2 separate regions of the Homo sapiens genome follow, and region 2 is linked to region 1. Evidence: chromatin loops called from intact Hi-C (ENCODE). Cell type or tissue: ascending aorta. All regions are shown on one strand.

Region 1 (8,000 bases):
ACAGAAGCGTGGTATAAGATAACTAGTTAGGGACAATACTATATAGAACCTTCCAGGCTGTCTTAAGAATTACAAATTGTGTTTGAAGTGCAATGAAAAAAAAAACTCATTTGAGCGTGTTAAGAAAGGGTATGACACAACCTGATTGTTTTTATTTATTTTTTATTTTTATATTTTTTGAGACAGAGTCTCACTCAGTCGCCCAGGCTGGAGTGCCGTGGCGCCATCTCGGCTCACTGCAAACTCCGCCTCCCGGGTTCACGCCATGTTCCTGCCTCAACCTCCCGAGTAGCTGCGACTATAGGCGCCCGCCACCATGCCCGCCTAATTTTTTGTATGAGTAGAGACAGGGTTTCACTGTATTAGCCAGGATGGTCTCGATCTCCTGACCTCGTGATCCACCTGCCTTGGCCTCCCAAAGTACTGGGATTACAGGCGTGAGCCACCGCGCCCGGCCTCTGATTGTTTTTAAAAGATCCTTCAGCTCTTAGTGTGTCCGGAATTGGTGGGTTCTTGGTCTCACTGACTTCAAGAATGAAGCCACGGACCCTCACGGTGAGTGTTACAGCTCTTAAGGTAGCGCGTCTGGAGTTTGTTCCTTCTGATGTTCGGATGTGTTCGGAGTTTCTTCCTTCTGGGGGGTTCGTGGTCTTGCTGGCTCAGGAGTGAAGCTGCAGACCTTCGCGGTGAGTGTTACAGCTCTTAAGTCAGCGCGTCTGGAGTTGTTCGTTCCTCCGGGTGGGCTCGTGGTCTCGCTGGTTTCAGGAGTGAAGCTGCAGACCTTCGCGGTGAGTGTTACAGCTCATAAAATCAGCGTGGACCCAAAGAGTGAGCAAGTAGCAAGATTTATTGCAAAGAGCAAAAGAACAAAGCTTCCACAGTGTGGAAGCAGACCGGAGTGGATTACCACTGCTGGCTCCAGCAGCCTGCTTTTCTCCTCTTATCTGGCCCCACCCTCATCCTGCTGATTGGTAGAGCCGAGTGGTCTGTTTTGACAGGGCGCTGATTGGTGCGTTTACAATCCCTTAGCTAGACACAAAGGTTCTCCAAGGCCCCACCAGAGTAGCTAGATACAGAGTGTCAATTGGTGCATTCACAAACCCTGAGCTAGACACAGGGTGCTGATTGGTGTGTTTACAAACCTTGAGCTAGATACAGAGCGCCGATTGGTGTATTACAATCCCTGAGCTAGACATAAAGGTTCTCCACGTCCCCAGCAGACTCAGGAGCCCAGCTGGCTTCACCCAGTGGATCCCGTACTGGGGCTGCAGGTGGAGCTGCCTGCCAGTCCCGCGCCCTGCGCCTACACTCCTCAACCCCTGGGTGGTCGATGGGACTGGGTGCCGTGGAGCAGGGGGTGGCGCTCGTCGGGGAGGCTCCGGCCGCAGGGGAGCCCATGGAGGGGGTGGGAGGCTCAGGCATGGCAGGCTGCAGATCCCGAGCCCTGCCCCGCGGGAAGGCAGCTAAGGCCCGGTGAGAAATCGAGCGCAGCGCCGGTGGGCTGGCACTGCTGGGTGACCCAGTACACCCTCCGCAGCCGCTGGCCCGGGTGCTAAACCCCTCATTGCCCGGGGTCGGCAGGGCCTGCCGGCTGCTCCGAGTGCGGGGCCCGCCAAGCCCACGCCCACCCGGAACTCCAGCTGGCCCGCAAGCGCCGCGCGCAGCCCCGGTTCCCGCTCGCGCCTCCCCCTCCACACCTCCTTGCAAGCTGAGGGAGCCGGCTCTGGCCTTGGCCAGCCCAGAAAGGGGCTCCCACAGTGCAGCGGTGGGCTGAAGGGCTCCTCAAGTGCCGCCAAAGCGGGAGTCCAGGCAGAGGAGGCGCCCAGAGCGAGCGAGGGCTGTGAGGACTGCCGGCACGCTGTCACCTCTCATTAGGAGGGTGTTGTTCGGGGTTGTGGAGGATAGAAATGAGCAGACAGAATAGGGGCTTTTGTGGTTGCCCAGGTGAGAGATGACAATAGCTTGGACTAAGGTTATGGCAGTAGAGAGGGAGCAAAGTAGATACCTTGGAAATATATTTTGGAGGTGAAGAAAACATGACTAATTAATTGAGTGCGGGGATGAAAGAAAGCAACAAAACGAGGATGACTTCTAAATTTTTGGAATGAACAACAGAGTAGAACAATTTGAGGAGGAACAGGTTTGGAGGGGGTGGATATCCGGAGTTCCGCTTCTGAGATGCCTGTTAACCATGATAATAATAGTATCTACCTTGTAGGGTTGTTGTGAACAACGAATACGAAATATGAGGAGAATTTAGATCTGTACCTAGCATGTAGTAATTGTTCAATAAATACCAGCTACGACAATTATTCCTCAAGTGGAGATGTAAAGGTAGTGAAGGACATAAGAGTTCTGTGTGAGGCCAGGACAGGACTGAAGACATAAATCTGAAAGTTATATAGGATTCAACGCTGCTCAAATCATTTTTGGTGAAGAACTTTTATCTTTATCCACCGCGAATCAATACTGCAGTGGACTAGCCGTGTTTGTCTCTCCAAAATTCGTATGTTCGCATTCTAACCCTCAAGATGATGATATAAAGAGGTGGAACCCTTGGAAGGTGGTTAGGTCATGAGGGTGGAGCCCTCATGAATGGGACTAGTGTCCTTATAAAAGAGACCCCAGAGAGCTCCCTTGCTCACTTCCACCACGTGAAGACACAGCAAGGAGTCAGCAGTTCATGAGCTCGGAATTGGGCCCTCACCAAATAAGGTATCTGCCTACATCTTGATCTTGGACTTCCCAGTCTCCAGAACTGTAAGAAATCAGTTTCTGTTGTTTATAAGCCATCCAGTCTATGGTATTTTGTTATAGCAGCCTGGAAGACAAAGACAAATACTTCTGTGAAATCCAACAAAAATGAAGACACTTTGAAGAGCACTAGTACTCAAAGCCATGGGAGGCCCTGGAGGAGGCCCTGAGACATATTTAACCCAAGTACCCGTGAGTCTATGAGGATGGAGGCACAGGAGAGTTCAGTAGGCTGAAATAACACAACGCTTGCTTACATGAACACACAAGGAAGGGGAACTCACACAGATTTACAAGTAATCTGTTTTAATTAGGTGTAAGAAAAAAAAGCCCATTCACTCCTGCAGGAACTCCCTCCTCTTCCCACAGATGTGGTATCTGAAGAGCAAGACACTGCTTCTCCACTTCCTCCGCACAAACACTTTAGTCTAATCATTGGAGATGCAATCTAGCGCTCGGGTTGCATTAAGTATCCCAAGCTCCTTCCCTACCAAGCTGGGCTCCACTTGGGCACAGAACGATTATCAGACCTGGTAACTACCAAGCTGTCCCCTAAGGATGCTCTAGGCCCCAAGCATCAGCACCTCCGTTAATAATTCTCCACTCTTGCCTTGTCATCGGCTTTTCTCACTCAAAACTCTGCTCCAGCGAGTGGTCCGGGCGCCTGAGGCAGCTGGCATGGGCTAGGCCAGAGAGCACCTGCACTGATTCTTAGGAGAAAAGGTCCTCTTTCTGGGCGAGGAAGTCAATAAAGTAAAGGACGCTTCATAAAGTCCTTCGGGAAGCAAAACTTGCTTAACTTCACACTTCCTTGAACCCCCACGCAGGGAATGCTTCCTCCGGGACCCGGAGCAGGCAGGCTGCTGTGCCTGGCAGGCCGGCTCCTGGGTGCAAGGCTCCCGCGCAGCCCAGGACAGCAGCGCGCGGGCTACGGGCGAGTGGAGTTGCAGGGGCCCGGGCGGAGAGCCGCTGTCACCCAGGGAAGCTCTCGGGACTCCGGGCCTCCCGCGAAGCTCCGGACGGGCGTCACCGAAGCCGAGAGTCCCGGCCGAGCCCCTCCGCACGGTGGGCGCCGCGCCCAGGCGAGCGCGCGAGGTCGGGCGGGGCCGGGGGCCGCCCGGGGAGGGGGCGGGGCCGGGACTCTCGCGGCCGCGCGCAGGGGCTGGGAAGCTGCCCCTCCGGCCGCGCCGGGCGAGGGGCTGCGCCGGCCCGCGAGGCGCATGCGCGCTGCCGAGCGGCTCTCGCTCCCTCCCCGCCCACCGCTCCCTCCTCCCCCTCCCCCTCCTCTGCATCCTCGCCGCTCTCCCTCTCTCCTCGCCCGCTGGGTGCTGAAGTTGGGCGGATGGCAGCAAACCGGCTCCGCTAGAGGACCGAGCCGCCCAGCCCCGCTCCCCCGGACCCATCGGCGCGCTGCCCACACCTCCAGGCGACCGGGTAAGACGCTGCCTCCAAAACAAGCGGTGCTAAGTAAATGACATCAAAATGTCTGCTTTGCACCAATGGATGGATTTTTTTCAAGGTAGGGGGGAGGTGAAGGAAGGAGGGGGCGGAGAGCGCGACCGCCCATGCCCCGGCGGGGGCGGCTGCGCGGCGCTGGGGTCTCAGCTGTGGCCGCGGCGCCCTGAGCGGGAGCGGGGGCCGCGCCGCGGGTCCGGGAAGTTGAATCCCGCGTCGCTGCCTGGACGCGGTCCGCTCGCCGCCCTCAGCTGCTGCAGGGAACCGGGCGAGTGTCCTGCCCGCCGGGGAACGCTCGGCCAGGTCCCAGAGTTCCCGCGGAGAGCGGGGCGCCTGCTGGGGGCGGCCGGGAGGGCCGGGCCAGGGGCGCGGGAGACCCCGCGGGGACGCGAGGTGTTGCGGGTTTTGTGCGGTTGGTTGGGAACGAGGAGAATGTGCCATCAACAGTGTCCAATCGACTGATCACCTTGGGTGCTGTGTTTCCTCCCTTATCTCTCTTTACCTTTGGGAAAATGCACTGCTCAGGTGGGGAAGGTGTTCGAAGAAGAGGTTGCGAAAATGAATCCTTTGACCAGCAGTAAAATACCGGAGGGGTGTGTGTGTGTGTGTGTGTGTGTGTATGTGTATGTATGTATAGGGGGTGGGGGGTCTCTTTTGTTCCTTCCCCTCCCCTTAGTCAAAGGAAAGGGAGTCCTGGCGTGTGCGGCGCGGGGTGGATTCCACAGCCACCGAGGGGGCGAGGACGAGGAACGCCCACCAACCGCGAGTCGCTGCCCGGGTGGGCGCATCGGAGCCTCCTTTGCTGTAGGTGATGGTGGTCTTTCCGTGATCGATGGAATCATAGTTTAATCTCTGCCTCCCCGCCAGCCTCCCTGCTGTCCCTCATCGAGTGCTGCGGCAGAGGCTGGGTGCAGACACGGCCGCTTTCTCCTCTTCTCTCTGCCTCCCTGTCTCCCTGAATAAATGCCGGAGGACTAGGGGATGGCGGAGGGACAGAGCTGGACTCGGAAGCCGCGGGTGGGAGCTGCTCCTCGCGAGCCCGAGGCTGCTGGCACCTTGTCGCGGGCAGCCCGCGCCAGCCTCGGGAGTCCCTGGGCTCCGGGAGAGCGAGCCGGGGTCGCCTGGCCACAAAGATGCCCGCGCGCCCGCCCTGCGTACGGGACCCGCCCTGCGCCCTGAGCCCTGCGCCTCGCCCGGAGCCCGGGACGTCGGTTCACGTGGGAGAACCCCTGTCGCCCGGGGACGATTGACCCTGGCTCCTGGCATAACTCTCCTGACCTCCCCTGACCTTTCCATAAATGCTTCTTTCAAAAGATTCACTATAAGATTTGTCTGGAGAACTTCACACTCTTCAGAGTTATTTCTTTCTTTTCTTAAATTGTTTTACGGCGAGATTCTCTCCAGCGTGGGATGGCTTTCACAAATAATAAAGAGAAATCTTAGTTTGGTTCCCATCTAGAATAAGCAGTTCTGAGGCTGGGTGCCATCTGCATTTCCGGCGTTCATACATACTGGTTTTCCGGGTGATGAACCCTTCTGAAAATCATTTAATTGAAGACGTGAGAATTGATTTTTATTAGTGTAGTGGAAAATAATGCTTTCCTCCTCGATTCACAACTGCCAGACGCTGCGTGTACGAAATAATTTGCAAACCGTGAAACATTTAAAGTACATTGTACTTGTTTCCGAAGTCTTCTGTAGTGAGAGTATTATCCAAGAAATATGCATTATAGCACTCCTATCTAATGGAAGGGTGATTTAATACAAATGAATGAGAAGTTTGACCTCCTCCAGTTGTTACTGTTGTTAAGCCATTTCTTCTGTTAACATGAACTAAAACAGTAATTAGCACACTCATGGGAGACTGGATTTATTCACTAGTTTTTATAGTCTTTTGAAACCCGCACTTAGAGCCACCATAGGAGAGTAGTTTATTTAGTTTGAGGTAACAAGAAAAGAAGTGTTCGTTATTACAAAAAGATTGAGTGGTATTACTTATTAAATAAGATAAATCTCCATGGCAATGACACGTGATCTCAGAGCCAGGGGCACTCATCCTTCCTCCTGAAATTAGTCTGAACGATTAAGAAAACCGTCGAATTTACAGAACAAATAACATAAGGTGTCTGTTATGCTGATTGATTTCGACCCTTTTTGCTATAGTTCCGCAACTACTCCTTGGCGTTTAGTCCCCACGGAAGGGAATTAACAAGGAGAGTTAATTTACTATCCTGTTCATTCTAAGGCAAACAGCATTTCCTTCTCAAATAGGTATCTCTTTGGTTGTAGGGCTCTTCCTCTGAGGTACTTATTTATTTGAATTCATCATGTTTAAGGTCTAAGTTCCTTATTCCTGTGACCATTTTATACTTTTGCATAATAATAAATAATAATAATAATAAACCTTCCTTAACATTTCCTACCACGAGGGCCACGGTCTTTGAAGAAAAGGAGAAATATATATTCTTACCCGTTTGATCTTACTGTAACAGCCAAGTAAAAGTGAAAATTTTAAATCTGAATTGATCAAAATTCTGGTTGACTTGCAGAGTAAAGTCTAAGAAAGATTTTACCTTTTAATCTAAAGCCGTAGAGATAATGGCCTTTGTGTCAGAAGTCCGTTTGCTAAAATACATGGGCTTTCCTGGAAAAGGAAGGTAGGCATGGATGATGAGGTACGATGCCAAGAGGGCTGGGAGTCCATTCAACCACATTTCTGCTGAGAATCCTGTTTCTGATACTCTCCAACTCTGCTTACTTAACACTGAGAATACTGCACTACCAAAGAGGGCAAATCGAAGGACCGCTATATACCCAGAGGTTGAGAATAATGCTATGTGATGTTAAAAGCATTTTATTTCACCTGATTGGTATAGTTAGAGTGTAAGTGTGAATGCATTGTGGAGGCGTAAAATTATATGACATTTCCAAGGGAGTGTCAAGGGTCCTCAGACAAATATATTTTTATGGAAAACCTTAAAATAATCCTTTGCTATAGGTAGCCAATAGGTAGCCAAGACTTTCAGTGTGAGATTGATGGATACTCCCACCTTCCTTCTCTCCCTACCCACACTTATCTCTGAAAAAAAGACACTTTCCTAACTTCCAAAGAAATTCATTTAGACGATCATTCCTGCTATTGTGCCAGCACCTGGCACAGTATGTGGCAAAGGCAGGTGTAAAATAATTTTTCCTAAATTAATAAATTTTGCAGGGTCGACATGGCTCGCAAAAGTCTTCCAAGGTAAGAATTGCATTTTTAAAATCAGCACTTACACTGTTTACCAAGTACACTAGTTGGGCTCCTAAAACTCGTGTTTATGGTCCTACATCTTTGGAGGAAGCAATTTTCAGAATTGTCGTTTTGGGAATATATATGTGTTTAATACAACATTTATATTACTGATTTGTTTCCCAATTATAAAAGCTCTATATTTGCTTATCTTAGATCCCCTACGATACAAAATTACCTATAGGCAGATATGGATGTGAAGAGCATGAATTTTGGGTCAAGCTGGCTTTAGCTTGTATTGTGGCTCCTCCCTTTAAAAACTTTATTGCTGTAGGCAAGTTACTAATCTGTCCTGAGCCTCAGTTTCCTCAGACATACAAGAGGGATGAAGGCAGGATGCAAGCATAAATACAATGCAATGTATATAAAGTACTGAACATAGTGCTTGGCATGTACTGAGTGCTTATAATTATCTCAATACCTAAAGAACTGCTATTGAAAACACAGCATGGTTTACCACAAGTTTATTTGCTTTATATAAACGTACCATTGTTTTAAG
Region 2 (8,000 bases), 92 kb before region 1:
ATTTATGTTGTTGAATTTAAAACAAATCTGTGTATTTAGGACTAATTTATTTTAGCTCATGGTACTTTTTTGGTTGAAAGATAGATAACGTTGGTTGAAAGATAGATGGAAAGTCCTGGCTGCGAGTTGTTCAGGTTCTTGGCTTGTTGAACGAAAAATTAAACAAAATGCACAAACAAAGCAACAAAGAGCGAAGCAAGGAAAGCACAGATTTATTGAAGCAAAAGTACACTCTACAGAGTGGGAATGGGCTACAGCAAGCAGTTCAAGGGCCCTGATTGCACTGTTCTTTGGGGTTTTTATTAGACTAAAATAATTTGGTAACACCCTTAGGTACCTTTTAGAGGCCTCCAATTGGTTACACCCTATGCAAATAAAGGCTTGGTCCATGACCGATCAGAGGCTGAAGTGAAGGCTTGGCCCAGACCAATCAGAGGCATTTCCTGTTTCTGACATGGGGGGAAGGGGTTTTGTAGAGGGAAGGGCCTCTGACCTCTTGTCACTTGGGCATCGAGAGGTAGGGTTTTCCTCTCAGTCCAATTCCAAGAAGTCAGCTGCAGGTTTGCCTTAGGCTCCCTGTCTCCAGACCCCATTCTCCTACCTCAATAACATCCTAGAAATCTAAAAAAATAGTTTGATAAGTGAGTAATATATAAATAAAAGCCAAGTGCATATGCCTAACTTGTTACAATTTGCTATTTATGAAATCATTAAAATGCATATTATAAAAATGTCCAGCATTTTAAATTAGCTAGGAAGAATATTAATTTTTGCTTGTACTTTTCTTAATATTTTTATTTCATAAATTTCTATTACTAAACTCAACATAAAAAGTATGAAAGTCAGATGTTTTACTACATATTTTCCTACATATTATGTTTTGAAATCTCAAAAATCAAATAAAATCACATTCTCTTGGGTTCTTTTCCTTTCAATTTATCATCATATATAAACAGGATTAAAAATTACTCTTTTATAACTTCTAAACATTTATTCTCTAAATAACCTAGAGAGTAAATAAAATGTCATAAGAAATCTTTACACATTAGGAAATTGGTCCAACACCTCATAAGTACTTACTTGGCACATGGTATTCTCTCAAGAAAGCATGAAAAAAGAGATTTTAATTGAAATTTAACAGATAAAATATTTGTGTTGATCATATTAGCATACATCATCTGAAAAAGTAGTGTTGTAGACATACATTTTTATTATTAAAATGTATTTTAAGTCTAGGCACGGTGCCTCACACCTGTAATCCCAGCACTTTGAGAGGCCAAGGTGAGCGATTCCCTTGATCTCAGGAGTACGAGACCAGCCTGGGCAACATATCAAAACTCCGTCTCTACAAAAAAGACAAAATTTATCCCAGGATGGTGGTGTATGGCACATGCCTGTAGTCCCAGCTACACAGAAGGCTGAGGTGGAAGGACCATTGCTTGAGCCCGGGAGGCAGAAGCGGAGGTTGCAGTGAGGTGAAATCATAAAACTGCACTCCGCCCTGTCTCAAAAGAAAAAGGTATTTTAAACGTTTTGTCTTCTTTTTAAATAGCTTATTTGTCCTTTAAATGGATTTGAAACCATATATATATATATATATATATATATATATATATATATATATATAAATGCCTTAGATAAATTTATATTATAATCTCACCTACAGCTTAGTAATTTTGATGTATTTCTTGTTTAGTTTAAACACCTCTTCTTTTAATATCTTTCAGTAATTCTTTTTATCGAAAAGGTAATAGCAGACATTCAGAACTAAGAAAATGTATACCATGAACATGCTCTCACCAAAAAAAAAACTGAAAAAAAATGAGATTAATTTGCCTATATATTAATAGAAACTTCTTTAGCCATCTGGGGTTTACTTTTGTGGGATAAGACTAAGACAAGCTAAGTTTTATTATTTTTATAAGAAATATTTTGTATTCTCTTTTTTTTCCTGCTCAAATGCCCTTCTGCTTAATTGGAGGTTCCCAAACTTCCTCGGTTCGTGGCACCCTTAAATAATTTAATATTACTTAATAACCACGCTTAAACTATTCAATAACCACAATTACACATTAATGAAAGCATATGTGCCTACTGATCACAGCCATAACTTCTCAAATCTTGAAATCAGATTGAACACCTCCAGCCTCATTTCTTGTTACACATCGATTTTCATATAGGATGTGCTTTTTTATCAAAACACCCATCAAAAATCCAGTTTCGCAAAAACGTGACATCATAGAAAGAAATGAAGTACAATCAAATTTATGAACTACCTTAAGCTAATTTACACATATACAAAAGATGTCCTGTATTCCTCTGTTTCTCTCAAAAACTGAAAATATCCCATTGTGTCAGTTTATGGTAATACCCCCAGACATCTTGGCACACAGTTTGGGAACCACAAGATTCTTTTCTTAATCTTGAAATTGTATAATACTATCAGGCTACATGAAAGTATTGGTCTCTTATAATTAAATATGTTTGCTTATAAGGATCCATTTTTATTTGTAATATTTGTGGTTTAAACGAATCCTTTAAGTCCTTTAAAATTTTTTTGTTATATTTTTCCTATAAAAAATATACCCAATACCTATAAGTTGAATCCCTATTCTCTGTCTCCCAAGTCTTACATCTCCCTGCTCCCTTCTGTCAATTGGTTTTTATTTTTCTCCACATTCTGAAAAAGATTCTGAAGTTATGATTCTTCAGTATAGTCTATTTTTTTTTTTTTCCAGGCAGAATCCTGCTCTGTTGCCTAGGCTGGAGTACAGTGGTGCAATCTCTGCTCACTGCAACCTCCACCTCCTGGATTCAAGCAATTCTTCTGCCTCAGCCTCCCAAGTAGCTGGGACTACAGGCATGTGCCACAACGCTCAGCTAATTTTTGTATTTTTAGTAGAGACGGGGTTTCACCGTGTTGGCCAGGCTGATCTTGAACTCCTGACCTCAGGTGATCCGCCCACCTCGGCCTCCCAAAGTGCTGGGATTACAGGCATGAGCCACCACACCCAGACTCCATATTAGTCTTTTAACTTTCTCCAGTTTCAGTTCTGCCTGTCACTGCTTGAGGTGTGTATTGGTCTACTAGGGCTGTATCGTATTAAAATGCTGGGGGGACCTAAACAACAGAAGTTTATTTTCTCACAGTTCTGGAGGCTGAAGTCCAAGATCAAACTGCTGGCAGGGTTGGTTTCTGGTGCAGCCTCTCTCCTCGGCTTGTAGACACCACCTTCTCTCTGTGTCCTCCCATGGCCTCTCTTCTGTGTGTGCTCACTCCTGGTATCTCTTCCTATTCTTACAAGGACACCAGTCTTTTGGATTAGGATCCACCCTATGACCTCATTCAAGGGGGCCTTTATTACCTCCTTCAAGACACTATCCCTAAATACAGTCATATCTGAGGTTAGAGCCTCAACATATGAACTTTGGGGTCACACAATTCCGTGCATGACAAGGTGTATATGGAAACTCTGTAAGTGTATTAATTTAAACACATCTTTTTCACTTCACTCACTTTTCTGTTAATTTTGTATATGCCTCTTAGCTCCTCTTTCATCTTTTTGTTTTATCTTGTCTTTTGTTTCTCATGCCACATAGTTTATATTTTTCTGAATTTAGTTGATAGAAAAAAGGCCATCTTCTAAATGTTTTCTACAGGATATCCCTTCTCTGCTATAATCTTTATCTTTTACGTTACAGGATGTCTCCATCTGACCCACTCTGTTGGTTTTCCTGCTGCTCTCATCTGTTGATTTATCTTTCTGTAAGTAGAAAACTACTGTGACACCGTTTCTAGTTTTTGTTTATAAACAACATCAAAGTTCTGTGAATTATCCATGGCTGCCTTCACTGTATAGCTGGTTGCTTTCAGAGTCCTCTTTCTTTGGGTGGAAGCCTCATTGATGTGCATTGACTGACTCTAATGAAACTTTCAGCACTTTGCAATCTCTTATTGAGTGTCGAACTGCAAGACTGAGAAGGGACTTAGCAGTTTCCATTACTTGGTCATCTGATTATGATAATTGGAGTTTATTTCTGAAGTTAAAAATAGTCCACTTATCTTTCTTCCCAAAAAAGTATATATGGAAGAAAAAAAACCCAGAATGCACCACTTTTGTGAGTTTTCTAAGGCTATCCCATTATATCTATTGATTTTATATTGAATGTAAAGTAATTTATTCTAAGCACTTCTGTCAATAGCTACCTTGTGTCAATGGAAACTGAAGTTCCAGAATCTGTTCATCACACAAGTATTAATGGAGGAATAAGGGTAATGAATACCTATGGCTCGCTGCTTAAGAGAAACAGTTTCTCTTGTTCAGGAATATAAAAGCTTTGTCTGTAGTCTACCTGAGCAATAGATACAGATGTTTGGATGACCTAGGAACTTGCCAGTGGCTTCAGATCCACAGACTTTAAGATTGATCATATAATTATACTCTCTGTTTAATATTAAAAAGATGAATATTAAATTGTCCCTATGTCAGTATAAAAATCATTAACTTACAAGCGCTCCCAGCCTTCCTTTGCCCTACCCTCATACAGGATCTTCTAAGTTGTCCCATTTGGTTCTCTTTTCTACCCACTCTGCTTTATGGAGGACCTTTCTTATTAGACCTGGTGTTTTGGCTTTTGTGAGAAAGAATTGGAGGAAGGCAAGAGGGTATGAGGAAAATGTGAGATTCACAAAGGTTACAGAAAAATTGTGGCCTGGAGAATGATGGGCATGGGAGCAGCTTTGGGGTGAGTCAGGTGGACGGAAAAGGAAATTCAGGGAGGTTTTAAGGCCTGTTGAGGACCAAGTGTTCCCATTATTGTATGATTTTGAAATTACTCTTGCTTTCCAGGACGTTTCCCTTTCAACAGTGGGGTTGAGTCACCCAGGTCAGCATTTCCAAGTGTTATATTTGATGGTGGTAATGGGAGTTAAAGCCAAGGTTTGAAGCCAAGATTTAAAGCCAAGGTGTCATACCCAGCTGGATTTCAGATTTAAATTACCAGCCTCAATCTGAGCTGCTTATGTATTTGCACCAAGTCTTCCTAAATTCTGAAGAAAGGAAGAAAGGGAAAATCTGGGCCCCGCATGAGCAGGGATGGTTTTGGGCCACCACCAGACAATAAAAGGGCGTGTGTGGAGACCACATTAAAGTTGGAATTTCAGTTTAGGGGAATGCATGGTTTGGTCCTGGATGTTCCAGGCAGAAAACCAAATTTGTGCAATGTTATCCCAGTTAACTCAATTGAGAAAATGTTTTAAGCTTCCTTGGAAATGCCAGGCATTTGACTCTTAAGTGGACACCAAATTTCTTACAAAGATGCCAGACCTATTGTCTTAGCTGGTACAAAGCTTCCACCTGGCTCCACCTAATGCAAACAGCCTTATGGACGTGGTCTTGGTTTGGGGAATCCCAGTCAGAACTCCCAAGGCAAGCTACTTGCAGCCAGAAAATTGAAACGTTCATAGAAAATAATTGGTAGAATTTAGAAAGGGCTTTCCCTTCAAGTAATCAAGGATGAGAAATTCTAGACCTCTTTCCATGTTCAAACACTTAGATCAGTTTCATTTTGTTTTAATTTACAAAAAATGGAATCAAACACATTGATCCCAGCTTGTTTTTACAATTAGTTTTTCTTATGTGAATAGTTACGCTAAATTTCAAAAGATATAAATTCAACTTCATTTGTTATGCTTCATAATATTTAATAAGATAAGTAGAGTACAAATGGTTTCATTTCAATATGGATGCACATCCAGATTGTTTCTAGTTATTTGACCATTGTTTTCTTATTATTATATTTTTATGTCTTATTATTTTTATTTCCATAGCATAGATTCTAAAAAAAACATGTTTGCTGGGCCAAAAGTGTAAAGAACTGTGAAAATTCAGATTTTCTTCCTTCCTGCAAGCTAACAAGGTACCCTGCGACAATTTCATGAATGTTGGCAGATGACATGCGATCCAAGGGTGAGAGAAAAACAATGGTTTATTACTTATAGCAGTAGCATTTCCACCAGTTCCTCAAGTTGCAATTCCCGTAGTGTGATATAGAAAGGACCAGGCAGTCACAGTGGGTTTGATTACAACAGAAGAAACTAAACTTAAGAAACTTGAGACCAGGCATGGTGGCTCATGCCTGTAATCCCAGCACTTTGGGAGGCCAAGGCTGATGGATCACAAGGTCAAAAGTTCGAGACTAGCCTGATCAACATGAGGAAACCCCGTCTCTACTAAAAATACAAAAATTAGTCAGGTGTGGTGGTGCACACCTGTAATCCCAGCTACTCAGGAGGCTGAGGCAGGAGAATTGCTTGAACCAGGTGGCGGTGGTTGCAGTGAGAAGGGATTGGGTTATTGCACTCCATCCTGGGTGACAGCAAGACTCTGTCTCAAAAAAATAAGTAAAATAAATAAATAAATAAGAAAGAAAAGTAAAAGAAACGTGAATCTCTCTCATAATTAGCAGTAAACGCACCTGCTTTTTGCTCCAGATGGAGACACCAGCTCTGTCTTCCAAGGTTCTTCACGATACAAGTATTTTTGAAAATATAGTTTGGAACAAAGGCAATCAGTGTCTCTGTTTTCAAGAAGTACAGAAGTATGGTAGACCCATAGAAAATTGTCTCCTAAAAATGTGCATGTGTGCTGTTGTGTTTTCTTACTTTTAGTAACTATTGCCAAATTGCTTTCTAAAAAAAAGCTGGAGAAATTTAATGCTATAATACTTGCAGAAGTTAGTTTCCCTACATTTCACTAGCCTTGATCTTACATGTTCCTTTAATTTTGGTTGAATGGTAAAAATAATATTCAACAGTTGCCTTCATTTCATTTCTCGGACTACATTTGAATTATGTACATTTTCATAATTTTACTAGGTGTTTGTAGTTTTTCTTTTGTCATACCTATTTATGTTTTCTTTTTACTCTAGTATTGTTTTTTGTTTGTTTGTCTGTTTTCTTTTTAGAGATGGGGTCTTGCTATGTCGCCCAAGCTGGTCCGGAACTCCTGAACTCAAGGGATCCTCCTGCCTCAACCTCCCAAAGTGGTAGAATTACAAGTGTGAACCACTGCCCCTGGCCTTTATTTTTTAATTATAAATTTCTAGGAAAAATTTATGCTAGGGAAAATAAATGTTTGTTACAAGTACTTTTTCTACTTTTTTTAAGTTTTCTTAGCTGACTTTCGCCGTATACATTCTAAAATTGGGGATTGGAAAAAATTTTTCTTCCATAATTTCTTTACTCTTTCAACCAAATCACCTACAAGTACCATACAAATTTTCTTTTAAAATTTTTATCATTTCATTTTGTATCAGTGATTAGTCTAACTAGGACTTATTTTCTGTGTAATGTAAGCTGAGAGTGTATCTCTGATTTTGTTGAAGAATTGCTGGTTACATTAACATCATATACTTAATAAGCCATTCTTTTGCAACTGAATTGCAATACCAACCTTGTCATATTTTAATTTCTCACATATATTTATATCTACTGTTGGTCCCTATATTCTGTTCCATTTATATACTTGTTCTTTTCTGTGTGAATATCATATATTCATTAGAATATAATCCAAAATAAAGTAAGTTCCCCCACCCAATGGCATACAGGTAAATAATTAACTGATTGTCTTCAAAACCCTGACTTATAACATTTGCCTATTTCTGTGGTATAATTATTCCATCGTGTCTGATTTAAGGGTACCAATACTCAATAAATTGTCTGCATTGAGAAGAGAGACACACAATTTGCACTTCTACATTTTTTTTTAAACGTGGTGGTTTGTTTTCTTTTTTTTCACGTTTTCTTTTTTTATTTCAATAGGTTTTTGGGGAACAGGCATTGTTTGATTACACAAATAAGTTCTTTAGTAGTGATTGCTGAGATTTTGGTGTACCCATCACCTGAGCAGTGTACACTGTACTCAATGTGGAGTCTTTTATCCCTCACCCCATCTCACTCTTTCTCCTGAGTTCCCAAAGTCCATTGTATCATTCTTATG

What was found. Hi-C counts contacts between places; a loop is a spot of excess contacts. Peaks named below come from ENCODE experiments on the same cell type or tissue, not always from the same donor. Only the 100,000 strongest peaks of a DNase experiment are listed, where the experiment ranks them.
Region 2: it touches region 1 in a loop (2.7-fold over the local background); 2 of 110 quality-filtered maps call a loop at or near these places.

Annotation. Positions count from the first base shown.
Region 1 is chr6:153,127,312-153,135,311 of GRCh38, reverse strand. It overlaps RGS17 (regulator of G protein signaling 17), which reads left to right and starts at 4,030. Exons shown (of 5, transcript NM_012419.5): 1 at 4,030-4,188. RefSeq lists a silencer at 4,099-4,148. In ascending aorta, no CTCF peak of the experiment used is centred here; DNase peaks (open chromatin) are centred at 3,772, 4,111 and 5,138; H3K4me3 peaks cover 3,265 bases; H3K27ac peaks cover 1,924 bases.
Region 2 is chr6:153,219,251-153,227,250 of GRCh38, reverse strand. No RefSeq gene overlaps it. Among named protein-coding and RNA genes, the nearest start is that of RGS17, 92 kb to the right of the region's middle. In ascending aorta, no CTCF peak of the experiment used is centred here; no DNase peak of the experiment used is centred here; H3K27ac peaks cover 1,614 bases.